Linked DNA regions of Homo sapiens: all the other regions are linked to region 2. Evidence: chromatin contacts called from ENCODE Hi-C or POLR2A ChIA-PET data. All regions are on one chromosome and are shown on one strand. Each heading gives the region's core, a stretch centred on a gene start or an enhancer-like site at or near the end of the contact. The rest is flanking DNA. Distances are from core to core; before and after follow the strand shown. Region 1 holds the start of CNOT4 (CCR4-NOT transcription complex subunit 4). Region 2 holds the start of EXOC4 (exocyst complex component 4). Region 3 holds the start of MTPN (myotrophin).

Evidence for each region. A loop is a pair of places that touch in the nucleus more often than their neighbours do. ChIA-PET counts read pairs that join two places held with the same protein, here RNA polymerase II (POLR2A). Pooled maps may share reads with other maps.
Region 1: a map of CD8-positive, alpha-beta T cell shows a loop between it and region 2 (32-fold over the local background). The contact joins the promoter of CNOT4 here to the promoter of EXOC4 in region 2. A Hi-C loop is called at or near these places in 3 of 168 maps with a recorded cell type or tissue (CD4-positive, alpha-beta memory T cell, CD8-positive, alpha-beta T cell and naive thymus-derived CD4-positive, alpha-beta T cell) and 10 of 50 pooled maps.
Region 3: a map of CD8-positive, alpha-beta T cell shows a loop between it and region 2 (20-fold over the local background). The contact joins the promoter of MTPN here to the promoter of EXOC4 in region 2. A Hi-C loop is called at or near these places in 4 of 168 maps with a recorded cell type or tissue (CD4-positive, alpha-beta T cell, CD8-positive, alpha-beta T cell and naive thymus-derived CD4-positive, alpha-beta T cell) and 10 of 50 pooled maps. POLR2A ChIA-PET finds 5 or more read pairs at or near these places in 1 of 52 experiments (T-cell).

What each region holds. Positions count from the first base shown.
Region 1 is chr7:135,508,496-135,511,938 of GRCh38, reverse strand. CNOT4 (CCR4-NOT transcription complex subunit 4) reads left to right here and starts at 1,837. Exons shown (of 12, transcript NM_001190850.2): 1 at 1,837-2,050. RefSeq lists enhancers at 1,142-1,311, 1,462-1,581, 957-1,861, 1,892-2,091, 1,862-2,767 and a silencer at 1,652-1,891.
Region 2 is chr7:133,251,565-133,255,089 of GRCh38, reverse strand. It overlaps EXOC4 (exocyst complex component 4), which reads right to left and starts at 2,012. Exons shown (of 18, transcript NM_021807.4): 1 at 1,903-2,012. The coding sequence starts at 1,988. RefSeq lists enhancers at 1,926-1,985, 2,196-2,245.
Region 3 is chr7:135,975,444-135,979,204 of GRCh38, reverse strand. It overlaps MTPN (myotrophin), which reads left to right and starts at 1,846. Exons shown (of 4, transcript NM_145808.4): 1 at 1,846-2,176. The coding sequence starts at 2,105.

The DNA.
Region 1 (3,443 bases), core at 588-3,087, 2.3 Mb before region 2:
TCTTTTCATTACTTTGTTTATATACTACTATAGAATCAGTAATATATACAAGAACAATAAACACATTTTTAAATAAAAATGTCAACCATATTGAATGTTTAGGCATTTAATTACCTAAAGGGAAATCCAAATAATTTCCCAAGTTTCCTTGCTAGGTAATCATTTCATGATTCTATAATTTCAAACTTTGGGTAAAATGTGACTTCACTACATATTTTAATTTTTACCCAAGTAACTGTTGTCTCTAGGTTTATAGTGAGGAAACTGAAACACAGAAAACCAATGTACCAAAAGAATGAGGCCGGGTGCCCTGGCTCACGTCTGTAATCCCAGTACTTTGGGAGGCCGAGGCAGGCAGATTACCTGAGGTCAGGAGTTCGAGACCAGGCTGACCAACATGGTGAAACCCTGTCTCTACTAAAAATATAAAAATTAGCCTGGCGTGGTGGCACGTGCCTGTAATCCCAGCTACTCGGGAGGCTGAGGCAGGAGAATCACTTGAATCCGGCAGGCGGAGGTCGCAGTGAGCCGAGATCGCGCCACTGCACTCCAGCCTGGGTGACAGAGCTAGACTCCGTCTCAAAAAAAAAAAAAAAGAAAAAACAATGAATTGAGGGCTTATTATGAAATTAAGTTCGTAAATTTAAAACTGCAACCTCTTTCCCTACTCCCCTTCCCTGCTTTAAGTTTTTAAAATCGGTTATGACATACTATGCATTTTAATCACGTATTTTTAAAATAATGCCTCTTCTCTCCTCTTCCTCATCCCAACACATCACTAGAATAGGGACAGGGAATTTTTTCTATTTTGCTCACCATTGTATTCTCAATATATAGAAGAGTACCCGGCAGCTAGGAGGAGCTCATTGAGTATTTGCTGTATGAGTGGGTGAAGAATACATGCAATAAGCAAAAGTTACTGCTTCGAGCGCCACTTCCACCAGAGTTCTGGGATGCAAACGGGGCGACCAGTACATTGACTGACTTTTGTGACTGATGATTCCTCAGTGCTCGTAGGGATTGTGGCTGCATTTATTGTTCTTGGGGATGTGCCGATGTGTGTAGTTTGTAAACTTGCACACAGCTGTGCTGGCTGGACACCGAACTAACACTAATTTGCACCGAGGTCCGCAAATTCTCAAATTCACACCAACAGAAGCACGTTATTGTAAGTGCACGGGTGTTCCGTTCTCTTGGGTAATCTGCACAGAACAATTTAGTGTATGTCTTCACTGGTGATTTTACAGTGAAGAAGGGATCAAGGGTGGTGGCCCCAAATGCGCAAGGACAGGGAAATGAATTAAACAGGCGCCTGTTTCCTCCTTGTTCGCAAACAGACGCCAAGTCTGTATCAAATTCTCACCCTGGATCAAATCCCGCGCTCTTCGTACCCACAACCTGCCTCCACCTCCACCCCGCCCCCTTTAGATATCCCTGGTGGGCGGGGCAGAGAATAAACATTCCGGGCTCCCCGAAAAACTGTTTAGCCTCGCCCCAGTCTTGGGGTAGCACATTTCCGCAAACACCGAGGACACGGAATCACTAGTGAAAACCGCCGACCAAATGACATTGAAGCAGCACACGCGTGCAGAGAAGGAAGCAAAACACGAAGAAAGGCATCAGTCCAGCAGCCACGTGAGGTGGGCGATCCCCTCCGCCCTCTGAGAGAGGACTTCAACTCCCGGCGTGCCCCTGGGAGGTTACCCTCCGAGGACTTCAACTCCCAGGGTGCTGCGGGAGCGGCCACCGCAACCTCCCACTCAGCCGCCCGCCGCTCCTCCCGCCCCTCCCCCGCCCCTCCTGGCCGGATCAGCGTGCGCCTGCGCACGGGAGGCCGGAGGAGTCTTACCCTAATGTAAGATGGTGGCCCGTCTGGCTGTGGAACCCACCGAAAGCTGAGAGTCTCTCTCTCAGCCGTAAAGGTCGGACTCGCTGAAGCAATCAGGCCCGGTTCTGAAGAGTTTTTTCCCCGACGCTCGTTCGGTGGTTTCTTGTGAGGACGCGGCAGCCCGTGGAGTCGGCTGAGGGAAAAGCGAGGCAAGGCAGGCGGGTGAGTCTATGCGGGGCTGGGCTTAGGGGAAACCCGGGGCTGACCGGCTACGAGAGAGCGGAGGCTTCGCTGGGACTGTACAGGCCGCACCCCCCTTTCTCCCCACCCCCCGCCTCATCTTCACCCTCCTCCTCCTTGGTCTTCTTCCTCCTCCTCCTCTTCCTCCCTCTCCCCTTTACGCCACAGCAGTTACCATAAGGAAAAGGGAGCGGGTCAGAAGGCAGCGCGGCGGCAAGCAGCGACTCTCCTTCGAGAATTTCTTTAATTGGGGAGCCGAGGCGGCTTTTGGTCTCCAGCTTTTCCCCCTGCATTTTCACCGGGGCAGGATTCTTAGGTCTCAGCCCTCCTTGTTTCCCCAATCCCCTGTTCCCTGTCTGACGTCCTTTCCCTCTGGCCCCCGTCTCCCAAGACCAAAGCCATCACTTCCACTCTGATCCGTGTTGGCTGCTGCTGCTCATTAATCCCACTGCTCATTGCCCACTCGTCCTGCTGCTTGTTTTTTTGCTCCACTGCTACCACTCTGGAGTTAGCCTTTGCCCCCCTCTGGTGCTTGCAATCAGCCCACAGTGTATCTGCCACACTAGAGCTGCTTCCGATTTGCAGTCTTTCCTTCCACCACATCTGTCATCTTAAAGCTGCCCCTTAAGTATCTAGATTATGCTCCTCCTGCTAACCCACCTGTTTCTCAGCCTTCTTGAGAATTGTCCGTTCCTTCCCTCTTTCCTGTACAGATCCTTTCAATATACACTTCCAGAAAAAGGGAAGCCCCGTGGTGGCCCTTGAAAAGTAAAAGGAAGTTGGGAAGTGAATGAAGTGAGGTAGGATACTATTAAACGTTATGAGTGAAGATCTTTTATTCAGGCTACTCCGGAGAGGACCGTTTTCGTTTTGCTTTCTGTGATCTATTTGTCGCTTATTCGCTCTGTTGTGTTAGGACTTGGCTTTTTTTCTTTTTTTTCGTTTTGGACCGGTTTTATCATGCTACTAAGCGTTCTTTGGATTGCCTCTCCCCAGGACACTTAGTGTGGGCCCTGATTTATACCAATAAATATTAACCCCAGCATTACAAAATAAGATAAATCTGGCGCACATACAGAATTCATCTGTGAACTCCGCTAGCAAATATAAGTGATATTTTGATTACATGTGGGTTATGTGTGGGTTCTGTATTGAGGCTTGATTTTTGACTGAGTTTTATTGATGTTCAGCTTAATTGATGACATTTTATTTATGATTTGAGTGGAAATTTCCTCTCCAGTTAATATCAGATTTTCTTCTTATTTTTGGATTTGGGAAGTTCTCTTGACATTTCTAGGATGATAGTTATCAGAATAAATTGTCTTGTCTTGAAAATCCATTAGTTATGTATGCAAAAGAAAAATCGACATTTTTA
Region 2 (3,525 bases), core at 763-3,262:
TAATAAACTGGCATAAGAGATGGATGGATAACCACAAAATCTTAGCCATCAAGCAGTAGGGGGTTCCTCCTGGAGAATATTAAGGAATGGTCAAGCAAAGGCAATGTATGTTCTGAATTAGCATTAGTAAAAAAAGCTTTAGGTTGGCTTTCATGCTGTTTTCAAAAATATGACATTTAGAGTAAATTCAACTGGCCCTGAGGAAAATACAAATAGCATAAAAGAAATGGGAACAGCCTGGAGAATCAAAAGTACACAGATGAGATGACACATTTCACTTTCATTAGAAACAGCCACTCCTCCTGGATTTCCATAACATTTCATGTCTCTCTCGTAGTCTTATGTCATCATTTTTACTGACATGTTTTATCCCCCAGGTAAACTATACTCTCCTCAAGGGTAACACTGTGCCTGCTTCATCTTTGCAAAACTCAGGGCATTTACTCATTAAGTCAACAAATATTATTCAATATGTAATACGTGCCAGACGCCATACTGTCAACTGGCACTAAATACCTATTGTTTAAATAAATGTTGACTATAAGGTAGAAAAAACAAACAAGTTCAAAAAAGGATCCAAATAATGTCCTGGTATTCTAATTCCACAGGAAATTCAGATGGGAAACAACAAACATTCTTATTGGAATTTTAGTATCATGAGATACATCTACACTACCTGCGTATTGTCACAGCGAGAATGTGGGCCTATAGATTCACAATACAACAGCACTTCCTCTGTATGGCCTACCAAGTATATTAAGCATTTCCACACAGAGATGTTTTTCTCTTAAGCCCAAAAGAAAATTAAAGTAATGATTTAATAGGCCATAATCTTAAAGCCTCCTAAATAAGACCCATAAGATGTGTCTTTGTCAGTGAGTGGTAAGCTGTTCTAATGGTTTGATACATGCATTCATTGAAGTGCTTAGTACCTACCAGATAATGTTGGGCCCTGGGTTTTGAAAAGATGATCAATACATTCCAGAAAACTTGCAAGAACTCAAACAAAAGTTTAGTATAGGTGGGGAAAAATAGAGTGTTTGTTTATGAAAAATAAACGAGTTGAAATTCAAATGCCAACAACGTAAAAAACGTGCCATAATAAATTTTATTTAGATTGGTTTTAGTCAGTACCTGCATCATATCCAAGATTCTTGAAAGGGTTCCCCCATCCTCAATATATTTCGCTTTTTTAAAAAAAAGCTCCTAAAAGATCCACCGCTCCCACTCCACCCCCACCCTAATCTTCTGGGAGGTGCAGAGGGGCAGTGCATGGAGGATAATTTGAAATTGGTTTGGTTCTGTTTTTTAAGGAATGGACCAGAATGCGGAGGCAGGGCAAAAAATTGAAAACCGATGTGTGCCTTCAAACCCAGTCCTCCTACCAGCTCACTGCAGATTCTTGTATTTGTGGCTGTGGCCACGCACAGGTGGTTGAAAGTATCCAGAGTGTGAAAACACAAATCTGCAACTCGTGACAGGAATCTCCGGACTCCAAGGCCTTACACCCCAAAGTCCAGGAAACAAGACGCCTTTCTCAGTGAGTGCTGCTACAGGCAAACAATAAACAAGCATTTTAGGAATCAATAAACACACCTTTACACCTGGTTTTCTCTACCAAACCCAAATAGCGTGCTTTGGGGTCCCGAGACTGTAATAGAAGGTGCTGCCCCTAAAGAAAAGACTGAGGCGGGGCTCCTCTCTCTATAGCTAACCCCAGAAAAAAAAGGTGGAGGGGGAATTGCTGGGGCCCTGGGGAGGGGTTAGAGCCCTGGGGAGGGGCTGCGGGAGGCAAGGAGGAAAGGGGAGAGCAGGGTGGGACCCAGCTAACCCTTCTCCCTTCCAAAGCGGAGGTCGAGCCGCTGCCCCCAGTCCCCAGACCCTGCCTCCTGCCTCCCTCACCTGATCACAGAGATGAGCAGCCCCGAGGGGTCTTTGCTTTTGCTGACTGTGCTTCTGTATTTCCCACCAGCTGCTTCTGCCGCCATCTTGGACGCGGGGAGAGCCGCTAGGCTCCAAGGAAGCCAAGGGTGCGTAAATTCTGTATTTGACCCCGCAGGAGTCTCCACCAATGGGTGAAGAGAATTCCAGAGGCGCGGAAGTGGAAAATCCAATCACTGAAGTGAGGAGGCGGGACTAAGGGAGCAAGTTTTGAGGCCACGACGCGCGTGTTCTCTCTAAGCACTCTGGGAGTCGTAGTTTTCCTTCTCCGTCTCCTGGGCGCGCAGGAAAGCTAAACCAGCTGCAACTTCCTAAGTCTTGTAATGAGTGTCTTCATTTATCTTTATTCTGACTTCCAGCTTTTTTCAGTTTCCTTGCTTTTAGAATTTTGTCAGGCTTTAAATCAAATTTATCTGATGATGCCAAAATGTGTTAGGGTTTGTATTTAAATGAAAGAGGGGTTCTCTGCCGGATGTCTATGTGCGAAGTTTTTGCCTTAAGTGCAAGTGATTTTTTAAAAAATCCAATAAAATACGAAAATGAATATAAGCAGAAATGCTTTTCTTTAGTATTCTGTAAAACTAATGTTTCTACATTAGGTTTATGTGGAGTTCAATTTTTCCCAATGTTCCTATATTTCCAGATAGTTCTAAAACCACACGTACAGGAATAAATGAATATTGATGAAGAAAAGACAGTATAAGCTAAAAACAAACAGACCACACTGCAGATTCCTTTTTTTTTTTTTTCAAGCTAAATGAAATACTTAGTAGTAATGCACATTTGTGTTAATACTTTTACCGGTAAGTTTTTAGTATTTCCTGCATTTGGTTCCGTTGGCTTAGTCATTAATTCATAAGACCAAATGAACAAAACAAAACAAAAAAGACCAGAATGTGCGTGGAAAGTGGTTAGACTGAGGAACAAGAATAATAATAATTTAAAAGTAAGGAAGGAGGTGGCCTGCTCAGTAGCAATAAAGATTGAAGAACTTAAAGGAATAGAAAGCAAACTAACTCAGAGGTCATGGAGTTGTGAGCAGCAAGCTCAGAACACATCAATTACTTTTATTAAATAGACATCGAGCTGGTAGAAGTTCACATTTTTAAAAATTAGTTGAAGATAACACACACACACACACACACACGATAACTTAAAAGTATTCATAACCTTTGGCCCAATAATTCCAGTTCTAGGGACTTTGTTCCTAAAGAAATATAGAGTATTGACATTTTTTAAATAACACAGAAGAATTAAATAAATTATGTAACATTCAAATGAGGAAATAACATATAGCTTCTGGAAATCATAATTTTAATGGCTTTTAAAGAAAATAAGATTTTTGGGCCAAGTGTGATGGCTCACACCTGTAATCCCAACACTTTTTGAGAGGCAGAGCCGAGCAGACCACTTGAGGCCAGGAGTTTAAGACAAGCCTGGCCAACATGGTGAAACTCCGTCTCTACTAAAAATGCAAAAGTTAGCCGGACCGTGGTGGTGTGTGCCTGTAATCCCAGCTGCTTGGGAGGCTGAGGCATGAGAATTGCTTGAACCTAGAAGGCGGAGGCTGCAGTGAGCCAAGAT
Region 3 (3,761 bases), core at 597-3,096, 2.7 Mb before region 2:
ACAACTAGGTTTAACATCTACAGGAGACCAGATCCTATTCTGGACATGTTAAGTTTGAGAAATCCAAATGAGTAAGAAGTTAAATATAAGAATAGATCACATAGGAAAAGTCTAGTTAAAGATTTTTTTTTTAGATGATCTTGCTCTGTCACCCAGGCTGGAATGCAGTGGTGCCATCATAGCTTACTGTGGCCTCAAACTCCAGGGCTCAAGTAATCCTCCTGCCTCAGCTTCCCAAGTAGCTGGGAAGGCAGAAGTCCGCCACTGTACCCAACTAATTTTTTTAATCTTTGTGTTTTGTAGAGATGGTGTCTCATTTTGTTGCCCTGGCTGGTCTCCAACTCCTGGCTTCAAGCGATCTTCCAGCCTTGTCCTCCCAAGGTGCTAGGATTACAGGCATGAGCCACTGCACCCGGCCAAAGATATAAATCAAGAGCTCTCAGCATGATGTAACTCAGAAATCACACAGGTGGGAGTGTGTTGGAGAAGAGATGGAGATTCTAGGACTTGCCTAACAAATTCCCCCTTGAGATTTGTTTCCAGAAATCGTATCACTATTGGGTATGTGGATTTGTATTTCTAATTATCAGGGAGTAAAATTAACAAATGACAATCTAGGTAGATGTTAATATTTGGAGGGATTTCTTCTGATTTGAAACCCATTTGCTATTCTACTCTAAATGATAGCAAAAAAAAAAAAAATACATTTCCAAACACTATTGACATCCCCATTTTACACAAGTGGAAAACTGAAGCAGAAGGGGGTTCAGTAACTTGCCCAAGAAGACACAAAATTAGCAAGAAGTGGGACCTGTATCGCAAACTAAACAATTTGGCTCCAGAGTCTGTTTGGAACCCCTACACTGTACGGCAATGGTGGTAAAGTAGCTTAGTTAATGTGTTTAGTGGGTTACAAATAATAGATTATATATATGAGTTTTATATATAGTAATAGTTATATATGTATATATATTATACGTATATTTCTAGCTCCAATAAGAGCTTTTATTGGATCTATGTTCATGTGCGCATGCCTGGATCATTAGGGTTGTGAGGAACAATTCAAGTGGTAGCTATGCACTATGGCATTACAACTAAACCCTAGGAAGAACAGAACTGACTTCACCAGAACAGTCCTGAAGTTTCAAACCATTAAAAACAAACAGTAAATTTAAAAAACGCAAATTGTACTAGACAGTTTGGTTTGCTCCACTTTACGGCATCAAACTGAATGCCTGGACGTCATTTGCTGGTCAGGAAGATGAGTTAATTTTTTTTTTCCTGCCACACACTTAAGTTTTTTGCTCCAGGGAACATTATACATAGTGTTAACACACTCAATTTACATTGTAGTTTTAGTGTTGAAGATTTCCTGGAGGGCAGGAATAGCGTTATTCCATCGTTTTTAGCCCAGTCAGACTGGATGACGGAGAGAGGGAGGGGTGAAAAGGAGGGAGGGAAGGGGAAAAGGCAAGGAAGAAGGAATTCAAATTAAACACTCTTCCTATACATTTTTAGAAGCTGAGCAAGATGCCCTCCAAGATTATGTTTTTTAAAAAGTAAAGTTTTTCCCATTAATGGTGGTGCAGAAGCGTCCTAATCCCATCGAAAGTACTCTCACTCTTCCTCCATTCGCTGTCTTGACCTCCCCCGGGCCTCCTTCATTCTGCCTCCCAGTCCCGCCCACTTGTCGCCGGCTCCTACCCTCCACTCTAGCCTTCCCGGCAGCCTGTACATTGCGCATGCGCACTAGTGGCGTTCGCGCCGCGGACCCAGAGAGAGGCGTTCCGCGGAGGAGAAGAGGAAGAGGAAGTTGGGGGAGGGTCCTAGCGGGGAGTGAACCGGAAGTGTAAAGGTTCCTGCCTCTCCTCGGCCAGGCGGAACCTCTCTGCTGGGCCCGGTGGCCGCAAAAGAACTTTCTTTCTCCCGCCCGAACGGTCGCCGCGGCCAACTGCCTCGCCCGCCTGGCAGCCTAACCCTCCTTCTCTTCTTCTCCTCTCCGGCTTCGCGCGGCCCTGCCTCCCTCTCGCCCGGCGGCATCCGCTTGCTGCTGCCACCGCCTCCTCATCTTCTGCCCGGCCAACCGGCCTGCCCCGCTGCAGTGATGTGCGACAAGGAGTTCATGTGGGCCCTGAAAAACGGAGACTTGGATGAGGTGAAAGACTATGTGGCCAAGGTAAGCGGGGATGAGAAGAGTAGGCGAGAACACGGAGGTGGGCTGGAGATGAGGCTGAGGAAGCTGATGGGAGCTGGACTGCGGGGATGGGGGTGGGCGGGAGGAGAGACTTCCTGGGTGGAGGCGGCACCAAGGAGAGAGGGGCGTCTAGGGAGGAGCTAAACTGAAAGAAGGGTCCAGGTAACTTGGTAGCGTTCTGTGTCAGGTAACTGCTGCGTTAATACAGTTAGGCGCTACCTGACTTCCTGGCCTCTTGGGGGAGGGGAGGAGTGGTGTCTGGCTCATCCAGAGTTTCTTCTGCGCACTGATCATTTGAGTTTGGCCCTCTTCTACACCAAAGTTACTTAAACCTTTCTTTGAATGAGGTAATTCTCCATCTTGGACTTACCCATTACTAAATGAAGTAACCTAAGTAATTAGGATCAGAGGAACATGTTTTTTAACTCTCGGCCTGGTGTGAAGTTGAAGAATTCATTGACCGTGAAAAGAGTACCGAAAATAGAAATAGTTAAAATTCTGAAACTGAGTATCACTTCACTGTGGTGTCTTAACTTTGGGTGTGGCCTTTTTCCTTTCCCCCACCACAACAAATACATATTTGCTTCAAGTGGTAAGGTTGTCAACTGGCATCTGGGAATGTTTAAGGTATCTGAATAGTTTTTAAACAAGCATGTTAACTTCAGTTATTCCATTCTTCTCCCTGATTTCACCTGAAATGCTTACATGTGTAGTAAATAGCAATGCAGTTTAGTGGCAGTGTATTTGGGGGGTAAAATCATGATGAAGAAAGACAAACTCAAACCTCAGCCCCAAATATAAAACTGAATCGACATTGTGGCAGAGTGGGAAACTTAAAATTCCAAGCTAGCCTGTCTTTCCATCCTGAAACTGTGCCTTTGTAATTATGAGAGAACTTAACATGTGATTTTAATTTAGTGATAATCTAAAATGAATCTTCCAAAACAAGTATAATTTTATGACAACCACGGATGGCATCTTGCTCACCTTCTAAAAGTGTGAGAACCCAGTCTAGATTTTAACTCTTCAAAGAATAGGACCTGACCTGGGTTTTTGCTTCAGAGGCTGTGTTAGGAAGCAAGTAAGCGAAGCAGTTTCTTAAAACTTACAGGATTGTGCAAGGCAAACTGCTGAAGGTTTTTACTTTATTTAATGCCATTACAATTTAGACTTTTTGGATGCTGCTTACCTGCTTAGTTTTTTGCAGTGGAGTTTTAGGACAGGCTGTCTTCTCGTCACTGCCTTCTCAGCTGGTAGCCAACTGAAACTTGACTTATTGGCTATTTCAATATAAAGCTAAAAGGTAGAAATTATTTGGTACACTTACCAGTGGTGGGACACTGCAATACTCTGGAAGTAAGTGGGCTTTTGTTTTCCTGTCATGGTGGAACCTAGGTTGTTTGATATACTTGAAATACAAAAAGTTGATTAAGTACTAACTGAACTTACAGCTACCAAAATAACACAATGTATTTAGTGTTTTCCTGACACATTATTTTATGTCATCCTTGTGAATACTGGGAAGTAAGTCCTATTATTGGTCCCATTTTACAGATTACTGAGATGC